Regions from separate parts of the Mus musculus genome. Here region 1 is linked to region 2. The links are chromatin contacts, found by POLR2A ChIA-PET in ENCODE. All regions are on one chromosome and are shown on one strand. The core of a region is the stretch at or near the end of the contact, and the rest is flanking DNA. Distances in the headings are between cores, read along the strand shown.

Region 1 (6,958 bases), core at 2,819-5,318, 190 kb after region 2:
TTACCTAGTTCAGAAATGGTCAGGCTTACAGTAACAGAAAGGGTAAAAATTTCTTATTTTTAGGAAGGTTTTAGGGTTGTTGGAGCTTGGAAAATGGATCTCTAGACATTTGGAAACCGTCTCCATATTGTTTTTTATAGCATACAAGCTGATAATCTGAAGGTTTCAGAATTCTCAGTCCTCCATAGAGGATTTCTCTGTTGGATATACTGTAAAAGCTATATTAAGATTCATGTTTGTAAATATCATTCTTTTTGCATACATACAATTTTAGGAGCAGACTCTGGTCAAATTTCAGAAGAAACATGGAATTTCCTGCAGTCTATATATGGTGGGGGGCCTGAAGTTATCCTCCGACCTCCAGTTGTTCATGTTGACCCTGATGTACTCCAAGCAGAGGAAAAGATTGAAGTAGAAACTCGCTCTTTGTAGTTCTGAGGACACAGAGCTCTAATGAGAAGTTATTCTCACTTGATGCACACACATTCAAAACATTCCGCAAAGCATGTTGATTCTCTTGATTTTCATCCTTTTTTCTCATTTATTCCTTTGTACTGGGCATTATGGAAGGGTATATTAAAATGTTATATAAGTTGGTATATTTAATGCTAAGTAGCTTACCAGAATATCTTTCAGTGTACTGTTTTGAAAGAAAAGGGACAGTTGGTAACTAGGTTCTCTGACCTTTGTTCTACAGGCAGATCCAGCAAACCCTTTGTAGCACTGTAAATACTTTGGCTTCGATAATGTTCTTATTACTCTAACCAATCATAACTGGCTAAGCTTTTTCATTTCTCCAAAAAGCTAATTTAATTGTATATTTTGACATGAATTTGCATAGTAATGAACCTATGTTAAATCCGAGAGTGGTGGTCAGCACATTGTTAATTTCCTAACGCTCAGGAAACATCAGGTGGGTGGGTGTTACTGCTTTTGCACTGCAGCATATAAAACTGCATATTACAATTTACAAAATGTCTTTTTTGAATGTAACGGGATGTATTCATTTTTAGTGGAATTTGTTACCAGATATCAGTAAATTATTGCTGCTTATAATGTAAAATGTTAAACTTTAGTTCTGTAGACCTGAATGGTATTCATTAATGTTAGTAACAAGAAAATACCCCTTAGTTTTAGGCCACTTCTATTTTGAGAGCATGAAGTATGGAATGTGTCAAATGAGATTGTTGATAAAGCTGAAACCACTTGCAAAATGATTTTTTAATGAAATGCATAAAGTCTTTTTGAATAATAGAGTATTCACTGCTGTTTGCTTGATCATGTGATGTCAAAAGCTCAACTATATGCAACTACAAACATGCAGGTGACTGAGGGACAGCATTCATGGTGACTTTGCAATGTTGTTAAAACTCATTCAATAAAAATAATTCTAAAATGTATAAACTGAATGTTGAATTTATTTGATAGACTTTTTAAAAAAGGTGTAAAGTCTGTTAGTATTAATGCCTTTCATTATATCTTATTTGAAAGCATAAGCTAGGAAGTTATTTGCTATAATAACGTTTATTAAACTGTTTCAGAATGGCAGCATGGTGGTTGGCATCTGTCTCCCAGTACCTGGTAGGCTTGGCTGGAGGAACCTAAGTTTGTGGGCTGTAGAACAAGACCGTCCCAAAACAACAGCTAACTATAAATAAAACTTATCAACTGTGCATTTAAAAATGGTGATTTTCTAACTCTAGCACCCTCACTCATCCTGATGTCGGATGTTACACATGCTGAACACTATCTTACTTTAGTTTGGATATGAAATATATCCTGTGTCGAAACACCACCACCTGGGGGTGTTGTGAGGTGGCTGCACCTGAGGATGTCAGCCTCATCCACAGGCTGCATCTTGTCCCTGACCTGCGTATCTTTGTGCCTCCTAGTTGCTCCCTGAGGCTGAACAGCTTTTTTCTGCCATCATGTTCTGCCTTGTTACAGGTCTAAAAGCAATGGAGTCAGTTGACCATGGGCTAAAACTTGAGCAAAATAAATCTGTCCCTTGCTTTTCTTATTTTGTTATAAGGATCAAAGCTAACAACCACAATGCTTTTTATCACTGAGATATATATACTTCAACGCTAACATTCCTTCTAAGAGACTTATTCAAGTGTTTTTCAACCTGTGAGTAGGAGTGCTTATAGCTCAGTGGAGTGTTCTCTCTTAACTCTTTCTCTTCAAAACTTCATGTGACTCAGGCTGGCCTCAAACTTGCTTCGTAGCCTATAATTCCAGTACTGTGAGGCAGAGGCAGGAAATGAAGAGTTCTAGGATGTATACACACACACACACACACACACACACACACACACGGATGGAGGGAAGGGCAGGGAGAGTATTGTAGATCAGCCTTGACTATAGAAGCTTGCCTCAGCGAAAACAAGCTTCAAATCGCAATGCCTGTTTTGCCAACAAATGTTAGCAAGGCCATGGGTTGGGTTTCTCTCTTATGTTTACATATTAGTGCCGGGTGGTGGTGGTGCACGCCTTTACTCCCAGCACTCGGGAGGCAGAGGCAGGCAGATTTTTGATTTTGAGGCCAGCCTGGTCTACAAAGTGAGTTCCAGGCCAGCATGGGCTACACAGAGAAACCCTCTCTCGAAAAACCAACAAAACAAAACGTTTGCGTATTAGTGCGGTGGTACCATTCCCACGGAAGAGAAAGGGAAAGTAAACCTGTGGGGACCTTTATCGTTACAACCATCGTTCTCTTGGAAACGGATGACAGTCCAATAATGGCGCGCGCGTGCGTGCGTGCGTGCGTGCGTGCGTGCGTGTGTGTGTGTGTGTGTGTGTGTGTGTGTGGCTAGACAATGCTCCCAGCAGCAGATAAATTCTGACCATCCCAATAGTAGCTAGCCTATGCAGGTAGCATATTGCCTGGCTGGGAAATCGTGTTATTTTTATATCTCTGCCTATTGCAAGTCCAACACAGTTCAATAAAAACCATGGGAGGGTGTGCTGTGGTGAGGCCTTATAGACCCCACTACTAGGAAAATTAAGGCAATGGAGAGCAGTGTCTCTAAGACACAAGATGGCAGGTGTGATAGTCAGTATAACTATAATTGGTATTCTTTATTTTGGAGCAGATATTACTCTGAGTTGAATTGGAGACAACCAAATACAAGTCCACTTCTATGATCTAATAACTTACGAGCAATTGAAAAGAAACCACACTTACCCACTTCCTTGGAAAAACAAAACTGCTCCAGCTAAGGAAAACAAAGAAAGGCACTGAAGCCATACTGCACAGTTGCGAAGAGCCCCAGTTAATGGATTCTACCAGTGGACTTGGTATTTTTTGGAACACAATCTAATAGCCAAAGGGTTGCATGAGCGTCCCCACAGCTCAGAAGTGGTGGCCTATGGTGCTATCAACCCAGAGGAAATACTTATCCCTGTAACTGAAGGCGGGCATTACTTTGCTGCACTGCTAATACTGTATATTTGAAAGGGCGGTGTTATGGATTGAACTCAGAGCTTCACGTAGTTCCGGTAAGCACACGCTGAGCTACATAAATAACCAGTTTTCACTATGGGTTGAGCCATACTTGGTGCTGGACACAACTGTGGGCAAAAGCTAAGAGAAAAGACGCCCTGCCTTTAAAGAGACTTCATTCTTGGCGGGTAGTGCTGTTTAAAGGTACGGAAAATAAAAGCGGTGGAGAAGGTGTACTCTGGTGGGACTGCCGACGAGTCGCGGTGGAGCTGGGGAAGAGTCCTGCCCTAGGGAGGGAGGTGAGCAAAGGCTGGAGAGGTGGGCGCCTGCGTACTGAGCGGGCGGCGGCTGGCGCGGCAGTCCGGGGCGTCGTGCGGAAAGCGCCGCGGGGCCAGGCAAGGTCGGGACGCGGGCGGGGAGCCTCTCCGGGAAGGTAGAGCGGATCACAGCACGCAGCGGGCTGGGCCGGTGAATCCTCCCGCCCGCCGGCCGGCCGGGTCGGGATCGCTGCAGCGGCCGCGGCCACCAGTAGGTGGCGCGCCGAGCGCCCGGCTCCCAGCGTCTCAGAGCCGAGGAAGGAGGGGACCGGAAGGAGCCGCCGCTGCTGCGGGAAGTGGAGGAGCGGGAGGCGGGGACCCACCTGGAAGCGCCGCGGCGCCGCTGTGGCGCTTCCTGCGGCGGAGGGCGCTGGAGCCAGTGCGGCGGCCGACGGCGGCCACGCGGGCGGCGCCTCCCGGAGCGGCCCGCCCCACGCGAGAGGTAAGCGGGATCCCCGGGGCGCGTGGCGGGGCCGGCGCAGGGGCGGGAGCGGAGCGCGGAGGGAAAGGCGCGCGCGGGGCCGGAGCCCTTCAGAGCGAGCGAGCGCCGGGAGGGGGTGGCCGAGGCGGCGGCGGCGGCGGCGCCCCCACGTGGGCCGGGCGCGCGCGTTCGCGGCTGAGGGGGCGGGGAGGCCTGCGGAGGCGCCGGGCGCGCGCGCGGGGCTCACGTGACGGCCACGTGACCGGAGGCCAGGCCGGCTGAGGGCTAGCGCGGTCCTCCGTGGCGTCCGGAGGGCGGCAGAGGGCTGAGTTTGGCGTCCCGCCTTTCCTTCTCCCCTCAGACGACTCAGAGGAGGAATCCAGGGCGGGGAAGGCTTGCCTCTCCTCCCGTTTGCCCGCGGCCTCCCAGTGCGAGGACGAACCACACGTTCAAAGTCCCGAAGTAGTGATTAGCTTCCCCCACGCCGCCATGTTGGCTCCAGCGCACGCCCGCCCGCGAGATGCCAGCGGGTCGGTATCGCGAGATCTCCGGACTCTCGCGGGACCTGGTTGGCAGAGCGGTTGCGCTGGATGGCGGAGCCCCGGGTTCTCGGGGCCCTGGGACCAGTAACTCTTTTCCTGCAGGCAAGTTGTCGGGGAGGGGCCGGGGCGCGCGCCCGGGCGCCGGGAGCCTTCGTGCGCGCGCCTCGCCGTCGCCTGCGGCGGTGCAGAGCGGCTGTCGCGCGCCGCGCTCCTCCCGCCCCCGGGCGCCCGCCACCTGCGGAGACCTCCCCGCCGGCCGCTGCCCGGCGCTCGCTCGCCGGCCCGGAGGCCGCTGCCAGCCCGCCCCGCCCGCCGCCGCCCCCTCTGCCCAGTTACCCTCTCTGCAGACAGCTCCACTTTCCTGTCGCCTGTGGCTGCAGAATCTTCCCCCAGTCTCCCAACAGAACGCATAGCATCTCTCGTGTCCGGGCGTCATTTAGCCACCCACTTGTCTATTGGGAAGTTCTCCTCGTCACCCTGGCTGCTGACAGTAACTTTTGGCAGTGTTTGGGAGGCCCCCTCACCCCTGACAGTACCCGAGGTCAGAATACAATCCTTGTTCTGTACATGCTGATAAACTCACGTCGGTAGGGATTGGGGCTACCATTTTTGGTATTCTGGGGTGCCGGTTTTGTTTTGCAGAAAATAGTAGTGGGTTTGTTTTAACGAAAAATCCCGCTACTTCTTAAATTTGAGGTCGGTCATAAGTGTCTTCATGAGTCAATCACTTTTTTCTACTTAGAACAGCCACTCACAAGTCAGTTTACCATATTTGTTTTCATTTCTTTGTATTCAAAAGTATGGAAGCTACACAATCGGGAAACTAGATAGATAATTCATTCATAGTTATCCTGTCCGCCCCACCCCTCGCTCTGAGACAGGCATACTATCTGTATCCCCGGATACTCTAAAACTGACTAGGTGGGCCCGGATTCATGGCATTTGTTATCACAGCCAGCACATACCATTTTAAATTTTTTATCATTTACTTATTATGTGCCTGTGTATCTTGGATATTGTATGTGCTCAGCTCTCTGGAAGCCAGAAGAGGGTGTCTGATCCCCAGGATCAGTATTACAGGACTTTCTAAACTGTTCAGAGTAAGGGGTCTGAACTTTGGACCGCAAGACAGAGCAGCAAGCACTCTTAACCACTGTCTGTCTCTTTGAAACTACAAAAGTGTACTTACTACCTACAGAAAGGGAGAGTAAAATGCTCTTTATTCTGTTTTACAAACTTCTCAGTTTTCTACCCTGAACCTGATCATTTTGTGGTCCGTGCTTTGTCCTAAGTTGTCAGGGCTAAGTTGGAGGGCTGATTTGGTAATAAACTTTCATAGCATTTACAAGCAGCAAATTATCCACTAGATAAAATTATATAGTGTTAGATCTGTTGTCAGGACTCAAGTGTAGATAACTTGGTGAAAGTATCTAATAGCTCCAATAATAGAGCTTTTGTTTGTTTTTGCAGTGGAAATGTTCTAGGGTGCTGGTAGCTTTGCACACAGAAAGTTCTTTTAAAACAAAGATTTAAGGAAACATCAGCTTTATAATTTTTAATGCTTATGTAAGTACCAATTATGCATTCTAAACCAAAAACATGCCTATGGATGTTAGTTCTTTTAAAATTTTGACCCTGAGTTTTAAAAAGATGCTTATTTTATGTGTATGTGCCCTAGTGTTGTGGTCAAGGAGGCCTTGAGGGTCAGAAAAGGATTGTCAACAGTCCCTGGAGTTACAGGCGGTGGTTGTGCGCTGCTATGTGGGTGCTTGGAACCAGAGGATCAGCAGCAAGTGCTCTTAGCTGCTGAGGTGTCTCTTCTAGCCCCTCAGAGTAGTAGTTTAATCCAATCACTAGAACGATAGACACCAGTAGTTAATACAAACATCTGCTTACATTAGGAGCACTAAGTGTCATTTTTGTCATTACTCCTCTGAAAAAACATAGCAGTGGTAGAATTCTATTTAAAAATTCAAAAAGCCAGGCAATGTAGCTCATGCTGCGCTGGAACTTAGTTCCTCTAGTCCTCTAGACTTGAGAGGCAGCCGGCAGTCACCATTTCTCTCTTTACTAGACAGGGTGCAGTAAAAAGTAATTGTACATGACTCCAGTGGTCTTTTCTCTTAGCAGCCCTGGCTGTCCTGGAACTCACTCTGTAGACCAGGCTGGCCTCGAACTCAGAAATCTGCCTGCCTCTGCCTCCCGAGTGCTGGGATTAAAGGCGTGTGCCACC
Region 2 (6,703 bases), core at 4,161-6,660:
CAGACCTGGACTACTTAGACTACTGGAAATAACTGGATGAAAGAAAATGCAGGATGCACAGAGTGACTCATGATTTCACTGACATCTATGACTAAGAGTATTTTTGCGAGGGTGGCATCTTTATTGTTTAATAGGCCTGCCCAGCTCTTTTATGGGATTGAAAAACTCAAGAATTACTGCATACCTACTATAGGTCAATCCTCAAATCAATATCAAGTTCAAGGTCAACCTGGGCCACACAAGATTCTGTCTTGAAAAGAAGAAATAAAATGAAGACAAAGACTACATTTGATTCTGAGGAAGTTTGTATATCCTTAGTTGCTACAACTAGAAATGACTATGATAATCGTAGAAAAACAGTAGCTTCAAAGTCTTTGTGTAAAAAGTTTAATTCCAGTTTTCTCTCAAGTATGTATCTCTTTAAATATATTTTCAAAATGAAATAAAACCAACTAATAAAAAACAATGCAAAAGCATAAAGAGAATCAGAGGGCAAATTCCAGAATGATCATAGTTATAAATATCATGAAAAAATAAAATTCTACTAAAAACAAAGCTGTTATCTCAAGTGAGTCTTAAATCTCATATCCACCAAGCTTTACTTAAGGATTTATCTGGTAAAGATCTTCAGTTTCCAAGTGATTTTTCTCCAGGAAGAAATGTTATAAAGGAAAAGTAGAGACCCTGATTACAAAACCAAGACGAGCTGAGTTCTACACATTGAATATATTAAACCACAGGCACTTAATATTAAGGCATGATCCTCTGGAAACCTAAGCCTTTTTTAAAATTAGTTTTATGATCATTTCAAAATCCTCTCAAATTATTTAACTGTTCATTTTAGGACTCAAATTATGTCATTTTAAAAGATAATATCTAATAAAGTTCAGATAAAAAAAAGATTTATTTACATTCTGCCTCCTTAGCAAGACAACTAGAACTCATCTTTAGAAACTAGATGTTGACTATGTAACACACCAGGCAAATGTGATCAAAATACACGTGTGAAAATGGGAGATAGGTTTTATTAATATTTTGAACATATTTAACATATTAGAAATGACTTTATAATCGTACTATGACTGTATTAAAATATTTTTGCAATAAGGAAAAAGGAAATATGGTCCTACCTTGAATTACAAAGCTGATAATAGTTCTGGTAGACTATAAACTTTGTTACCTTATCAGGATATAGCTCAAATGATAAGACTACTTGCTTGTATAGGAGGCCCTGGTTTTGATTTATAACATGGCTGGGAATAAAGCTCTTTGACATTTTAAGGTTTTTGTTCATTTAAGCAGATAGTGAACCAGGAATCAAGTAGCTTCACCTCACAAAAGGTTTGGTGTCAGAGCTGATAGGGCAAGGAGACAGCTTTCATAGGGTGGATTCCTTTGAGTTCAGGCTAGCCTGGTCTATATATTGAAGTCTAGGAAAGCCAAGGCTACAATAGTGAGACCTTATCTCAAACAAGGAACAAGAAACCCCAAATTACCTTCTCTGTGTGTATGTTTGGCTACCTCCAGTTTCAGACACTGGTTAAAATGCTGTTCTCTACCCTGTTCCAAGGTTATATTTGTTAACTTATTTAAAATTTGCATATGTGCACATGTGTATAAATCCACATATGTAGAGGCCAAAAGAACTCAGGTATTGTGCTATACCAGTCTCTGCCTTACTCAATGTATAGCTAGACTGGGTACCTAGTGACCTTGGCTCTGCCACCCACCAGACATAGTGTTAGGGACCTGTCAAATAACTGTGCCCAACTCTTTATGTGGATTCTGGGAATTTGAAACTAAGTCCTCAGACTAACGCATCAAGAGTTCTTACCTGATGAGCCATCTGTAAGGATCCTGAGTTTTACCAAGACTATCTGGACATGTGATTTAAAGTGTACTACAGTCTATAGACTAGCCTTCCTGATCATGAGAATACCAGACAAATTAACATATTTTAGGTGGACCAAGTCCCATTTGCACAGCACCATATGATTCCTAAAGAGTTCAGAAATGCCTCTTCTGAGAATGACAAGGCAGGTTATTATCACTATGTAGATGAGAAATCTGAGACACAGATAGCTCAAGATAAAAAAAAATAAAATATAGTTTAGGTTTTTCAAAAACATTTATTTACTCAACAAATGGGCTGTCAACACAGTGTTAGGAACTGATACTGATGGGACAGACTTGCTCTCCAGTTCACACTTTAAGGGAACTAAGAAAATAAACACAGGACACAGATAAATGCTAGAGAGCGTGGTAATAAGTTAGTGGTTGTTGAATGGCATGAGTCACCGCAGTGGTCTTCATAGAGCTGAACATATGAGACATGGATGAGGCGGTCAAGGCATGCATGCCAAGGGCTACAAGAGCATCTAGGTAGAGGAGAGAGCAGGACTACAGACTAAAGCAGGGAAGCCTTGGGTAGCAAAGTGGACCAATCGCTGGAGGAAGGGGAAGAGGCCTGATTACATGAATCCTTTTCTAGGGCAAAGGATTTAAAGTGTAAGTGGAAATGTATAGGTGAGGCCTGTTTCCAAGAAACCATGAAGAGGTGGATTGTAATTCAGTCAGAAAGAAGGTCTATTTGAGCTATAGAACGGTAGGTAAGGGTATGGTCCTTGCATAATATCTCTAATGGCTATTCCGGGTTGTCAACTTGACTATACTGTAATGAACTACAATCCAGAATTGGAGGGCTCACCTGTAATCTAGATCTTAAGGCTAGAAGACACAAGTTTCTGACTTGGATCTTGGCATGGCGGCTAAGGCAAGAAGATCTGTAAGTTCAAGGTCAGCCGGGGACAAAACAAGTCCCCAGATCCGGGTGTGGTGGTGCAGCTTGTGCTGGAGACCTATGTAAGAATATTGGAAGAGAGAAGATTTGCTCTTCTTCATCTGCTTGCACTTGCACTTACTTGCCAGCACACTGGAATCTACTTCTACAGAAGACCAGCTCAAACAACTAGCCTGAGCAACTACTAGATTCTTGGTCTTCCATTTACAGCATTTACAGCTGCCCACTGTTGGAGAGTTGGGCTACAGACTGTCAGTCATCACAATAAATCTCCTCAGGATAGAGAGACATACCGTAAATTTTGCGACTCTAGAGAACCCTAATACAATACCCCTGTACGTAGAGTATGTTAGTTTTGAGTTCTGTACAAACGTTCTTAAATTTTTTTTTTTTTTTCCAGACAGGGTTTCTGTGTAGCCCTGGCTGTCCTTGAACTCAGGGATCCACTTGCCTCTGGCTCCTGAGCATAAGGATTAAAGGGCACAAAGCACCATCACCTGGCCAACTTTTTTCAAATTTTGAAAGATTATTTTACATGTTCAGGTGTTTTGTTTGTATGTGTATGTATGTACCTTGTGGGTGGTAGGAACTAAACCCTGGTCCTCTGGAAAAGTACCAGTGCTCTTAACTGGTGAGCCATCTTGACAACTCTACAAATTCCTTATCTTTATTTTTTTTGTTGTTGTTAGTGAAACATAAACAAGAAGGAGCAAAACTAAAGTGCTCCCTTTTGATCTGGGACTACAGTGATAGTAATTGGGCCAGGGCTGGAGCAGCAGGGTCAAAAAGTGCTGGACTTCATACACTGGCAAGAGTTAATACGGTCAAGAAAAGGCAGGGGCAGGGATCAAGGAAGAGTCAGAGGTGTGAACTCAGTGCCTGAAGATATTTTCAGTTATCACAATTGGTGGTGCTTAGGAGAGGGCAAGTAGTGGCCAAAGATGCTGCGGAGATATTGTACCATGCAAAGCATACAGCCAAGAATTACCCAGTCCAAAGTCTCTCAGCAGCATTGAGGATAAGAAACCGTAGTCTAAGCTGATCCCAAAGTATTCCATACTACAATACTCACCTTCCCGGTATGCAGTGTTGTAAAAAATGAGAAATGAAGGTCCTTTCAATATTTAGAAAAAATCTAAACGATAATTGGTTATAGGGGGAATAAATAAAACTCTGAATTATTTCAACCAGACATCTAACTAGTATACAAATCTAATTAGTGAATAAAAACATCAATTACTGATGAGTAAATGCTATTTGCTGGGCAAACTTCCTTAAAACGCGACTGAAATACTCTCATTAGCTAGTTTTCCTACATATTGCTATGATTAAATCTGTAGCCCAATACCTTTACTGTTTTTCTAAATCCACGGACATTCCTAGACATCCATGAACAGGTTAAACAGGTCAAACTGAGCTATCAAATGGCTAAGACAGAGCTGGTTTTAAGAAAATCATGCTGTTTGTATCTGCCAGCACCTGACTTAGTAACTGATAGTGGGTACTGGACACATAGTTTCCGGCTATCGGAAAGCCAAGGGAACATATTTCTCTCATTCTAAGATTGGTGTTAAGAAAAATGCTTCTTAGACTGAGAGGGGGGAAACGTCATACATTAGACAGTCCATTTTGCCTTTTTCTTAGCTAAACTGAGAGCAGGGATCATTGTGGCATACTAAGTATAAACAGAATAAAGGCCCAAGAACCCTCATTCACCGTAGTAATTGCCAGCATTAGGCTAGCATGGCTAAGACACGCTCAGGAATGGTCTGGAGAAACGTGGTTATTGGCATATATGACAAATATTAGAAACTGCCTGCAAAGCCAACTAGTCCAGAAATGAAAATTCAGACCATGACATTGATCTGACTACCCGCAGGGGCGCGGGGGGGGGGGTGGGGAAAACGCAGTAAAGCCGGTTTGTGTCAGGAGCATGACACGTTCGTGACATAAGGGGCACATGGTAAGACTGGCCAAAGACACGCAACGCTAGGTGTCTACATACTGGATGTGCAACACTCACGTTTTTAAAGGACAAAGGGCGGTCATACTTTCACCATCCGCTCGCCCACACTATTTTACATAAGAGACTCAGTAGGCAATCGGCTCGAGAACTAAGGGCCCGGTGGTCTGAGTTCCTCCCCGCTTGTGACCGGCCCGGGTGGAGACATGGGCAGAGGCAGCTCGGCGCCCCGGAGCATGGTGGGCTCCCGCCGCCGGGCCGCAGACGGTTCCGCAGCGTCGCCGCGGACGCCCCGCACGCCCCGTGCGCGCGGCCCTCGGGCTGTGCGGCCGCGCGACACTGTTGCGTGACGTCCCCGCCCGACGACGTCAGGCCCCTTACTACGGAAACACGGAAGGACACTAGCTAGCTCCCTGATCCGCGACGGCCTTTCCAAGTCCCCTACAAGCGCGGGCGGCACACTTCCCGGGCGCCACTGCCTCAGCCGCCGAGGCGAGGGAACAATGGCCCGCACTCGCGCTGCGAGGAGGCGCCCAGAGAGACCCTACTCTCGTGGGAGCCCGGTCAAGTCTCGCGATATTCTTCGCCCGGCGTCCCTTCTCTGTACCCTCCACCCCCTCTTCACCCCCCGCCAATCGCGCGTCAGCGCTGAAACATCGCGGGATTTCCGTCTGCCAGTCTCCGCCCCTTTACGGCACGATGGTCGTGCAAGAATGTGATAGAGCCTCGACGGCCGCCATCTTCTTCCTTTCTTAGCAGTTAACCGAGAGCGGCGCCTCCCTCCGCGAGGAAACGGCAGCGTGTGCTGTAGCGTGGGTATGGCCGACTACTCCACAGTGCCTCCGCCGTCGTCTGGCTCGGCTGGCGGCGGCGGCGGCGGAGTCGTTAACGACGCTTTCAAAGATGCCCTGCAGAGAGCGCGGCAGGTAAGCGTGGACCGACCGCGCGGCGGCTTCCCCTCCCCGACCCCCGAGAGCCGCCGGCGGGGCAGGTCCGGCCCTGCTCGCACTCGCGGCTGCCGCCCGAGGAGATGGCGTCTTCTCACGAGGGGTCCCAGCGGCTCGAGGCCGAGCCCGTTGTCGTGGTCTGAAGCGCCCCCCCCTCCCACGCGCTCTCCCCGAGCGTGGCCTCCACTTCCGCCCCGCGCGCGCGGCCTCGCCGCCCCGTGCGCCCTGCCTGCCCCGGCTCCCTCGGCTCCGGTTCCGCCCGACCCAGGCGCGTGGAAGGTTCTGGGCGCTCAGGTCACGGCGAGGGCAAGCCAGGGAGGGCCGGCTGCCTGGCTAGCGGTCCCCGCCGCTTCCCGCGCCGCCGAGCTCTCCACCCTCGCCGTAATTAGCCTAACGTTCCCCGCGGCGTTCACCAGCGAGGCTCTCCCCGGGGCGGGATCTGCGTGCGATCCACCAATCCTTTCCCCAGCTCCAAATGGCCCCGGGCCCTTTCTTCCCCAGCCTTGAGTTTGAATCTGCCTCTCTCTTCCCAAGTCGAAGCCTCCAACCTCTTTGTGCTACGTAGGGACGTACTGTTGCCTCGAATGGCAACCATTTTCCCAGATGAAAAGGGTTGGATAGATAAGAGTCCTTGCATTTGACACCCCCCCCCCAATAACCTGAACGTCAATGTCTTCAAGTAGCCCCCGCCCCCGACTTCTTTGTAGCTTAAAAATGTATAATGTTGCCTTGCCGGGTGGGGTGGTGCTCGACTTTAGTCCCAGCACTCGAGAGACAGAGCCTGGCAGGTCTCTTGAGTTTGAGGCCAGTCAAAACGGCCAAGAGGGACCTGTCTCAAAAAAAAAAGTATGTTATGGAATTTGCCTGTAAGGTAAAATAAACCCTTATGGCTCTGTTGTAGTTGCTAGACATGAGCAGGTTTTTAAAGCCAGCTTTGACTATACTGGAAACTTCCTTCAGGACCGAAAGATTACCGACTCAATCAAGGTTTAT

The links. ChIA-PET counts read pairs that join two places held with the same protein, here RNA polymerase II (POLR2A).
Region 1: POLR2A ChIA-PET joins it to region 2 with 10 read pairs in embryonic stem cell. The contact joins the promoter of Zzz3 here to the promoter of Fubp1 in region 2. POLR2A ChIA-PET finds 5 or more read pairs at or near these places in 3 of 5 experiments (Patski and embryonic stem cell).

The regions. Positions count from the first base shown.
Region 1 is chr3:152,391,935-152,398,892 of GRCm38, forward strand. It overlaps Zzz3 (zinc finger, ZZ domain containing 3), which reads left to right and starts at 4,069. Exons shown (of 14, transcript NM_001080755.2): 1 at 4,069-4,204. Usp33 (ubiquitin specific peptidase 33) reads left to right here. Exons shown (of 24, transcript NM_133247.3): 24 at 275-1,683. The coding sequence ends at 432.
Region 2 is chr3:152,205,012-152,211,714 of GRCm38, forward strand. It overlaps Fubp1 (far upstream element (FUSE) binding protein 1), which reads left to right and starts at 5,411. Exons shown (of 20, transcript NM_057172.4): 1 at 5,411-5,689. The coding sequence starts at 5,582. Gm40180 (a long non-coding RNA gene) reads left to right here. Exons shown (of 3, transcript XR_867759.3): 3 at 1-3,877. It also overlaps a transcript of Dnajb4 not described here.